Linked DNA regions of Homo sapiens: region 1 is linked to region 2. A link is a contact called in ENCODE Hi-C or POLR2A ChIA-PET data. All regions are on one chromosome and are shown on one strand. The core of a region is the stretch at or near the end of the contact, and the rest is flanking DNA. Distances in the headings are between cores, read along the strand shown.

What was found. Hi-C counts contacts between places; a loop is a spot of excess contacts on that map. ChIA-PET counts read pairs that join two places held with the same protein, here RNA polymerase II (POLR2A). Pooled maps may share reads with other maps.
Region 1: a map of PC-9 shows a loop between it and region 2 (4-fold over the local background). The contact joins two enhancer-like sites. A Hi-C loop is called at or near these places in 1 of 168 maps with a recorded cell type or tissue (PC-9) and 1 of 50 pooled maps. POLR2A ChIA-PET finds 5 or more read pairs at or near these places in 1 of 52 experiments (AG04450).

Annotation. Positions count from the first base shown.
Region 1 is chr3:177,779,212-177,784,498 of GRCh38, reverse strand. No RefSeq gene overlaps it. Among named protein-coding and RNA genes, the nearest start is that of LINC02015, 35 kb to the left of the region's middle. Within about 2 kb of position 2,763, at least 14 of the 41 ENCODE cell types and tissues checked have a DNase peak (open chromatin) inside an H3K27ac peak, as active enhancers do.
Region 2 is chr3:178,080,419-178,086,371 of GRCh38, reverse strand. No RefSeq gene overlaps it. Among named protein-coding and RNA genes, the nearest start is that of LINC02015, 270 kb to the right of the region's middle. RefSeq lists a silencer at 1,197-1,491 and an enhancer at 1,197-1,491. Within about 2 kb of position 1,356, at least 15 of the 41 ENCODE cell types and tissues checked have a DNase peak (open chromatin) inside an H3K27ac peak, as active enhancers do.

The sequences.
Region 1 (5,287 bases), core at 1,514-4,013, 300 kb after region 2:
GGATCACCTTTGGATATTTAAGCGTGCTTTTGGGATTTCTCTTTCCACACTGGGAAGGTCATCAATGTAATCCAAACACAGTTCTCCCCAAGAGAAAGCCTGGCAAATAAACATTGTCTCCATCTTCTTACATGTATATTTTCTCTCAACCTAGTATCTTTCTTTTTAAGCCACCCCCAATCCTTTTATGGAAAAGGCAATCACAAATAACTTTAGTATAAAGCTTTCTAAACAATGCCATAAAGAACGCTGTTAGCTACAAAAATAAAATGTTTGATATTAGAAAATATGGAGGTGACTAAAACATCTGCAGCTTATCTGGTAAGCAGCTGTGTCATATATGAATCTCACTTTCCTACCCTTATCCTAATGCCTACAATCTAAGATGGGAAATCGATTGAATAAAATACTAGACATTCTGAATCCAAAACACATGTCTCAATTTTTTAGAGATTGAGATTGTAATAAACATTTTGATCTAATGAGTATATTGTAATCTACAAGGAACACTCACATATTTCACGTTGCTACTATACAGCATTGCATTCAAGAAAAAAATCCTTGGCATGACATTGAATAGTGAAGCAATCCCACCATGGTAGAAAGAGAGGTTTTTAAAGATGCTGAAAAGGATACCTAGCCCAAAACAATAATCTTGAATTATTAATTCGGCCACAATGCAGCTGAAAACTGATCCCCCGAGGTCGCATTTCCACTGTACTCCAACCACCCTCATTGTTCCTTTGGAGAGTTCAGCTCAAGTCCTTGCTATTCACAAGCCATTTCTGGAACCCAGCTTGAGTATGCAAAGCCATCAATAATTTATTTTTTTCCACTTTGAGTGGGGATGGTGTTATTGTATCAGCACAAAAATGATCCAGGTGAATGATACTAACAATAAGAGTGCTACCTGAGATGTCCCTGACATATTTCCTCCCCGAAGTACAAAATGTTCTTCTAGCTATTGGCTCATTTGTCCTTTCAAAAGAGACAGATACTACTATGCTATTATTAGTAGTAGAGAAGCGTAAAGCTTTAAGCCACAGTTATCAGCAGAGAAGGTAAGCCAAAATAAGAAAAGGCCTAGCATCTAACTTTAAAATTGCCACACATTGAAGACAAAAATTGTGTTTTCTCCTTCTTTTGAAAATCCTCAGTTGCACAGTGGAAAAATCAATAAATACAATAAATTAAACGAACATTGTCATGTACTTTGCAGTTTGCCATGGCCACCTCTATGCTGCCATTTCTAATCCTCAACACTACTATGGGCAAGGGTATTTTTATCTCCATTTTCTAGATGAAATTGAGGCTCAGAGAGGTGAATTTACAACTAAGATTGTGGAACTAGTAAGTGGTGAAGCCAAGACTCAAATGATCTTCTGACTCTAAATCCAGTTCTTTTGTTGCTACACTTCTGACTAGCAGTTGATAAGAGGGTATTTTATCCATATTTCAAATCAGACAGAAACTCACAGTGCTTCATATTGTTGCATAGGGTAAGAGGAAGATGAAAAATAATTCACCCAAACTATTAAGACTTTAGGCTCAACTGGGAAACATGAAAACAGCTATCTCAACAAGATCTGGTTTTATCTGAAAATGAATATATATATATATACGTAATCATCAGATGTAATAAACCCTGAAAAAACCTTTGAGTTTCTCATCGGCTCAGGAGTGGTCAGTCTGACTCCTAGAAAAAGAAGTGAAGCTGTTCCTATGGCTATAGCAAGAAGTGTAAATCAGGTATGAGTATGATTTAACTACATAATTTAAGCGGAGGCCTACCACCAAAATGCGGACTATTAATTATGTTAGAAACGAGCAGGTTCAGCTTGGCTTGCTATTCCAGAGGGTTAAAGGAAAGGCAAGTTTTAGCATTAGTATCATTAAAGCCATAAAGAAAAGGGGTAAGGGTAAGTAGATACTATCCAGGTGATGGACTTTCAGGATGGACTTATAACTACAGAGCTGTGATAGGACCTAGGAGCACCAGACACTGAGTTAGAGAGGGCGAGCCACACCTCTACTCAGGCGAGAATCAGAATAATGCTGATGACCATCCACTGGGCACCTTCCAAAGCCAGGCCTGGTCCTAGACTTTTAATGCACATTACCTCCTTTCAAAACCCTCACAACGGCCCTGGAAGGAATTATCCCATTTTGCAGCTGAGAAAACAGGTTCAAAGTGGTTAAGCAAGTAAGTAGCAGAGCTGACGAATTTCGGCTTAAGACTGGGCCTCTTCCTCGGCACACCTCTCTGATGAGGTGAGGTTAGGGTTGTTCTATTGCAGAAAAATAACACAGCAGCTGAAAAGTTCAGGGATGAAGCGGGGCAGTCAGCAGAAAGAGAAAGGACACAAGAAACCTGCCCCTCCTCCCTGCTGCCTCATCTCCTTGGTCACAAACAAGCTCTCTTTCTCCTCCTCCCTCTCCCCCAGTCATGAGGGAGATCAGAACAGAGGGGAGAAGTAAAGGAGGTCTGTCAAGACCCTGCCCTGGCCCCCACTAAGAGCCACTATTCAAGTCTGGCCAGATGAACTGTGACTTGCTCCAGGGTCACAGATTTCCAGGGGGCCTCCTTGGCATTCATCCCTAAAAACCTTGCAATTGGGCCTCTCAGGCTTCCAGGGACATGTGGAATGGATTATGTTTCTAATCATAACACTGTCCAAGCTGTCTTCAAATAAGGAACTTGTGAGAGAAACAACCCAAATTAGGAAACCAACGTAGGCACGGCAGGAGTGGCCTTCAACCTCTCCCACACGCTGCCAACATTCTTCTCCTCTTGCCTGATACTGTCATTTAAGCATCCTGCTAACTGACAGAATTTTTCACAAGGCAATCTCTGTTTTTGGAGAACTTGTACCAGGTTTATTTATAATTGTCCTATTTCCAAGCATCAAATTTGTTATTTTCGCTGCTGCTTTTATTATTGGGAAACACTCTCCCCTCACCCAAAGACTCTGGTCCTCTTGAATTTTATTTTCTAGAAAAATCACCAGGCTCCTGAGTCTCAGAATCTCTTACTGAATAATTAGCAGAGTCACCATCAGCTCTGCGGGATTCATAGTGGGTATTTATGCATGCTCACTCTTCACTATCGCCTCTGACTGCAGCTCCAAATCTTTGAATTTGGGATATGAATGATCTGAATGATCCTCCTCCCAGCGGTATCTCATGCACATTCCGTCGTCAACTAGAGACCTGCCTCAGATCCTGCTAGGTGCCTCAAACCCCAAGCTTTACCCTAGTTCCTAATTTATCTCCCACAGCTAAGGTATCTCTTTAACAAAATAAAGACATTTGAGTCAACAATAATAAACAGCCTGGGCTGGGCACAGTGGCGCATGCCTGTAATCCCAGCACTTTGAGAGGCTGGGGTGAATTGCTTGAGCTCAGGAGTTCCAGACCAGCCCAGGCAACATGGCAAACCCTGTCTCAACAAAAAATGCAAAGATTAGCCAGGCGTAGTGGTGAGCATCTGTAGTCCCAGCTACTTCAGAGGTTGAGGTGAGAGGATCACTGGAGCCTGGGAGGTCAAGGCTGCAGTGAGCCGAAATCGTTCCACTGCACTCCAGCCTAGGCAACAGACAAAATTAGAACCATAATTATGATAAACACCTGCCCCCATAGGGCAGGTACTATCATTTTAATTTTCCAGTTAAGGAAACTGAGGCACAGAGCAATTAGCTTGTTAAAGATCCCACAGCTAGTAAAATAGTCAGATTTTGAACTATAATAATCATCACTGGTACACAGATTCTCTCTCTCTCTCTCTCTCTCTCTCTCATTCTTTCACTCCCTTTTTAAAAAGCCTTTTGCTTGTAAATAATTTCAAACTTACAAAAATTGGCAAGAATAAGAATAGTACAAAGAACACTGACATACTATTTACTCAGATTTATCTGTTAATATTTACCCTATTTGCTTTATCATTTGCACTCTCCATCTCATCTCTATCTACATAAATAAAATTTTATATTATACAACACATATTACATAATCTAATAAATAGATATTAAAATACATAAGATATTATATATGATATGTTTTTTCTAAGCCATATGGAAGTTGAATACATCAAGCCCCTTTACCCTTAAATAATTCAATGTGTATTTCCTGAGAGAGATTCTCTTACATAATCACAGCAGAATTATCTAATTCAGGAAACTTAACATTAACATAAAATTTTAATCCAATCTATTTAATCTAGACTATGTCCATAGTCTAATTTTTCCAATTGGCCTAAAAATGTCTTTTATATCATAATTTTTTTCCTCCAGTACAGGATTCAGTGCAGAATCAGGTATTGCACTGGTCATCTTTCTTTAGTCTCCTTTAATCTGGGACATTTCTGCAGCCTTCTTTCTTTCTTTTTTTTTTTCTTTTTTTAATGTCATTGACATTTTAAAAAATACAGGGGAGGTTGAGGTGGGCAGATCAAGAGGTCAGGAGATCGAGACCATCCTGACTAACACAGTGAAACCCCGTCTCTACTAAAAAAAAAATACAAAAAACTAGCCAGGTGTGGTGGTGGGCGCCTGTAGTCCCAGCTACTCAGGAGGCTGAGGCAGGAGAATGGCGTGAACCCGGGAGGCGGAGCTTGCAGTGAGCCGAGATCGAGCCACTGCACTCCAGCCTGGGCAACAAAGCAAGTCTCCGTCTCAAAAAAAAAAAAAAAAAAAAAAAGAATACTGTTCCTTCCTCCTTTTTCTAACAGAAAATATCTAATTTTCAGTTTTTTGAAGTTTCCTTATACTTACATTTATGCTATACATCCAGCCAGAATACCCCACAAGTAATATTGTGTTCTTCTCGTAGTATTATATCCTGGAAGTACAAAATATTTATTTGTGCAGGGCACGATAGCTCACGCCTGCAGTCCCAGCACTTTGGGAAGCCAAGGTGAGTGGATCACCTGAGGTCAGGAGTTAGAGGACACCCTGGCCAACATGGTGAAACTCCATCTGTACTAAAAATATAAAAATTAGTTGGGTGTGGTGGTGCATGCCTGTAATCCCAGCTACTTGAGAGGCTGAGGCAGGAGAATCACTTGAACCCAAGAGGCAGAGATTGTAGTGAGCTGAGATTGTGCCACTGCACTCCAGCCTGGGTGACAGAGTGATACTCCACCTCAAATTAAAAAATTTTTTAAAGCTTATTTGCTTCTTTATTTTGTTTACCTAATCAAGGCATTGTCTGATTTCTACACTGTGTAGATATAATTATTCCCTTGAAACTAATAGGCAATCTGTTGGGAGTCAGTTTAAAAACATAAAAA
Region 2 (5,953 bases), core at 107-2,606:
TGTCTCTGCTTCTCTCTTTATGTGGTATATGCCAAAGAGTACTGTTCTTCTGACACATTATCTTCCTCCTAGAATCTGCAAAAAATCACTGATTATCCTTGATTGACTCATTCATGACCTTAGAAGGGACTGGAAAGTCAGTCTCTGCACAGAAGAAATATGCCTGGATATGCAGCGGGGATGGAAACGGGATTCCCATATGTTATTCCTCAAAATTCTCAGAGTTGATCATCCTAATTTAACATTCCCTTTTTCTCACTCCCATTGCTGAGGTGAAAAAAGAAACTTAGTCATCATTACATTAATTCCAAGTGCTTTCTGATCATCTTGCCATTTTAACATGCTTTGTCCCATTTTCTCTCCCACATGGTGAGTTTGAGTCTTCTGAGAGAACTAACAACTTCAGAGCCTTGAAATGTGCATCCACCACACAAAACTATCTGTAAATACATTGTTTGTTTTGAACAAACCTTCTGTTCTTTTTCTATTTGATTAGTAAGAATAATCAAACATCTAAATAAAAATCATTGTCTGTTACCACTGGAGAGTGTCCAATCCAGTCACAGACAGCTTGGAAGGCTGGCAAAAGGCACCATGCATTGTGCTGGGGGACATCCAAGCCGGCATGGAGGGACCTGTGTGCCATCTGCCCTCACCACTTCTGCTCGGATCCCAGTCCTATCATTTTAATCTCATTAGAACAAGATTCTTGTAAAGCCAAGAGATGAGATTTAGCTGCAGCTCCCAATTTCACAAACTAAAGAAAGCCTCACAATGAGGAGACCAGCTTCTTGAAATAGCTTGAACAACCTCTCAGCTCTCAGGTACAAAGCTGTGTCTCAGTACTGCATGTTCAATAAAGGGTGGAGTACCTTTTCTCTGTGATTTACTTTTCCACACCATGAGATTTGGGAGGAGTTGAAACCTTTCAGGTTATAACTGTATGTTCTCCATGCACGGTGCTGGAAGATGTTATGTGTTAATTGTTTGTTGTTTTAGAGCAAAGCAGGCCCACTGAGAAGCTGTCCCTTTAATATTTGTACAGCTGCATTTACCAGGAAGCAAAGTTCATGAGAAAAAAAAAAAAGCTGAAACCCTTTCTTCACAAAATAAAAACACATTATTGACACCCTATTTAATGACAACATTCAACTGTTTTTTTTCCATCTTTATTTCCCCTCTAAGGCCCAGCTTATTGGCTCATTATGTGCCTGGAACATGAAGGATGACAAGGAGATGGAATTCTGGCTCAGCAGTTTGAGAGCCCAGCCCCCAACTTGCTCAGCCCTCCCCCCTCCTCCTCTCTTGCTTTTCTCTTCTCTCTTCCCCCGCTCTCCCGCCTCCTGCTGCAGATCTCTTTCTGCTGCCTGGCAACCGCACCACAGGCAATGTCACACAGGATTGCTTATTACAGCTTCAGAAAAATAAACAGGAGGAGGAAATTTCTTGCTGTTACATTAGAACTATTATGTACAATGTTCCAAAGCCAGGTAATTCCAAGAGTGATATTATAGTAGAATTTTGCACCATGGTGCCTAGGTCTTTCTTGCATAGATAGAGAGAAGGGTGAAGGAAAAATGAAAAGAGAGTTTTTCGATGGCTTTTAGCCAGCAATGTATTTAATACATCCATTTGGTTGGCACAGACTTCGAATATAACTATTTCTGAGCTTTGAGGACTTGAGCAAGAAATGTTACAGTTGTTATTTGAAAAGTGCAATGTGAATATGAAGAGTAAGCTTCTACTGCTTACCATTATTATCTTCACTCATAATTATCGTGTAGATGGTTTTCACTAGACTTAAGGGCATCACGTCTCATATCTGGTAAGGCAGACAAGACCTATCTTTCCTTTAGTATCATTTATTTGCTTACATGAGGGTCTTTTTCTTTCTTTAGACATTCCCTAAATTTATTGCTTCCAGCAGCTGACAATGATTGAGCACATTTTTGTGTCCCCCTACTGGATAAAATGAGCACAAGAGACCTGGTGGCCCTTCCAGGGATCACACTATCACAGAGAAGATTAACAACTAAACAAATCACTAAAATAAACTCTGCTAATGCATAAAATGGAAAAATCTTTTTCCATTTTCTACTCAGGATTCTATGCCTCTCTGCAACAGGAATGGTTCTATATCAGGATTTTTTTTTGTGTCCCATCTGTTTAGCCAGGCAGTGGAAGGAAGCAGGTTTCTTCCTAATTCAGTTTCCTGAGTGTGATATCCAGGGAGCATAAACACTATTTGAAGTGTATCCCTCCAGAAATCTAAACTCATCTTTAACCTGATTGTAAAATACTTCCGAGTTCCAGATCCCTATCCTTGTTGACCTGAGTCGTTGAAAACAGACTGGCCTATTTACTAGGGTAAGTTAACTACAAATCATAACAAAGACTCCATCCTTGACCTCTTCTTGCACATGAGTCAGCTTGAAAGGCATGGGTCCCCAGTGCAAAATCACAGTATGTGAATGTAGGGAATCCTAGGCATAATGGGTGATTGATGTACGTACCCTGACAGGGCAGGGCAGGGCAGGGCAGGGGTGGTGCCAGGGTGTCTAACAGGACTAATTATCGGCAAACAGTAGGTGTTCAAGGTATGGATGAGAGAAGTCAGTGTAGAATCATTTGGTATGACATTGGAATCAGTGACTGTCACCAAGGAAAATTATTGTAAAGAACTACACAACAGTCTCAGATAGCCAAGGTTCCCTGCCCAGAGTTCTGGTTAAGGCTCAATTTTTAGAGTGGAATAAAAAAGAAAGAAGTAATCAGATACCCAGGCAGGCAGACTGGGCCAAACACAGATGGGCTAGATGGGAGGGCCTCAGCCTGATGCCCCTTTCACCAGCCAGGCCAGAATATTCACCTTCAGGACCAAGAAGCACAATCTCACTATCTCTGGCCATGAATGCCCCTGCTCACTCCGAGAATTCAATAGTTTGGAGACTAGATGAGACTTCTGGAAGGCACCCCTTGCTTGTGGTGTACAGGGCATACCAGGCAGATGTTAGAGAGGAGAAGCAAGGCAGGACTACTAGCACTGAGGTCAGGAAGCTCATCCAGGGCACAGGTTTTCATCAGACCCAGATCTGAATCTCAGTTCTGATACTTCATGATTATATGAACTTGGGGAAAATTACTCAAGCTCTCAGAACCTCAGTTTTTTCATCTATAGGCTTTCAATGAATGTCAGTAATAACTGTTTGATTAAAATTACTATTATACTTTAAAGGACCAAAAACCAATTGCAGGGAATCTTTATAATATGAAAGCAAAAATAGGAAGCAATTAAATTGTTCTATCTACATTTATGGGATTGAAACATGATGATAAGTAGAATTAATAACATTAAATGGCATGCTTTCAAGAATTGAAATTGTAGAATATATGTCAAACTCAAAGAATTTTCTTTCTCTATGCCTTCCTTTACCCCAAGCTTGCCTCCCATATCACAATATGTGCACCTGCTGCAAATATTAAGGACTTTGTCTTACAGGCTAAAACTCTTAGGCCAATAATCACACTACGTGACCTGGTAATTGAAAGTTGTGTGGAGCACACACAGAAAGTTTCTATGAGTTAACCATCATAGAAAGCTTTGCTGTATACTGTTATGGTACATTTTTCATACACCTCTAGGAGGTGAAAAACTCTGTGTGTTCCCTCTGTGACCAGCCAGGCAAGTTTAACCTGTCCGTAAACTTTCAAACAGGCAGTTTGCGAAGAATTCCAATTCCATTTAGGGAAATCTCTACTTTCATTCTAAGCCTCATTCGTCCCCCTCTTATTGTCTTCCTGGGCTTCTGGCCTGCTGGACTCTGTCTCTGCTTTCTTGCCTATGCTTTCCACTTGGTTCCAACAATAGAATGTGTTAGGAAGATTCCACTTTCAATTTAAACTCATCCCTACCTTCTCCATGGTTGACAGATTATCTCACATGACTGAGCTGTGGTCTTCAGGAACTTAGCATCAGGCACCTAAGCACCTAAATCTGATTTTCCATTAGTGGTAAATCAGGCAGGCATGTATCTATTTTTCTCAAAGTTATGAAAGAAATTACAAAACCCCATAGCCCAGTATTTTTCAGAGGAGTTGAAGGAGCAGCTGCATCAAAGTCACCTAGGGGCTTATTAACAAATCAGGATTTAGAACCCAATCCTGGCTTTACTAGCCAGCTCCCCCAGGCAATTGTTATAAACATTAAAGTTTGAAGCTCATTGCCATAATCTCTTGAAGATTTGGACCAAAAAAACCCTTAAAAGTGAATAAGTGACAATATAAATCCAGTTTTTCAGTAACAGTTTTTTTTTTTGTTGTTTTAATCCCATCTAGCCAGACTTTTAGGAAGGGTTTCTGTGTAAGAATATAGATCTATCCTTTTTAAAGTTAGCAGACCATTGACATAAAAACAAAATAAAGCAAAACAAAGAGATTCATGAAGGGTAACAAACAAGACACATAATATATTAAATTATCCTATTTACTAAGGACTCCTAACCAGTCATCCATTTATTCAACAAATACTATTAAGCGGCTATTTTATGTCCTAGGTGCTGAAAGCATCGGACCTTAGTCTAAGCAAAACAAAGTCAGCCTTCTCACTGAGGTTCCATTCTGGTGGGGGAGGCAGGCAATGGATAACTTAAAAAATAAGTATTTTCAGGTAGTAATAAGTGCCTTGAAAAAGAGTGAAGCAGCACTGGAGATAAGGCAGGAAAAGCTGTTTTGGAGGGAGAAAGGGATGGGGAAAATCCTCTGAAAGATGTGAAAGAGGATCCGTACGGAGATAAGAGGAAAGAGTATTCCAGGCAAAGAAAGCAATGAGTGACAGGCCATGAGGCCGAGACTGCACTGGTGTGTTTTAAGAAAAGCAGGTAGGCCAGGGTGGCTGCATTGAAGAGCAAGGGCAAATGGTGGGAGATCAGGGCACGGAAGGGTGCAGGGCTTTGTAGGTTACAGTAAGGAGGGCATATTTTACTTAACTCATAATGAGAAGATACTGCAGTTTTGAACAGGGAAGTTACATTACCACATGTACATTTAAAAAAAGTCACTCTGTTGTGCAAAGTATAGACTATAGAGGAGAAAAATTGGAAGCTGGAAACCATCCTGGAGTTATCTCAGTAGTCAATAGAAAATAAAAATGGTAGTGTGGGTGAGAGTCATATCAGTGTAGAGGAGGACAACTTCAGGATATATTTTGGAAGTAGAACTGGCAAGACTTGTGTATGGAAAATGAAGGAAATAGAGAAATCAAGGATGCCCCATATGATTTTGGCCTGGCCAACTGATTGAATAGTAGCACATTTTATTAAAATGGGGAGTCTGGAGGAAGAGCACATTTGGAGAACATATGGAATTCTCGTATCATGATAAGTTTGTAAAACCACACAGATATCAGAGTCAAGATGTTAAATGTGGAGTTGGGTATAATAATCTGCAGCTTGGAGCTGTAAACTGGACATAAAAACTTGAGAATCATCAGTGTTTAGATATCTAATGCCAAAGAAATGGAGAAGCTCTCCCAGGCAGTGAACATCCACAGAGAAGAGAAGGTGGAGAATGGAATCCTAAACTACCCTAATACTGATGTTTGGAGGACAGAGGAGTAGGAGCCAGTTGAGGAGGCTGAAAAAGAACAGCCAGTGAGGTAGTAGGAAAATGAGTGTGGCATCCTGGAAGCCAAGTGAATGTTTTGGGCATAGGACCATGTCCTGCTGTATAGTGACAGAGATGGTTATTCGGTAGCATGAAAGAAGGTTCATAACCAAGAGTAATAATAAGTATTTGGGTGTTAGTTACTCTCACTTACTTTGTATTTTAATAAATGAAGGACATGAGAAAGGTCCAAGTGAACTCTCCCAAAGGACCTCCAAAATGGAGAAAGCAACACTGAAAACGCCCTGACAAGCAGTGACATAAAATGCCATTTTCCCTAAGGAACAGAGAC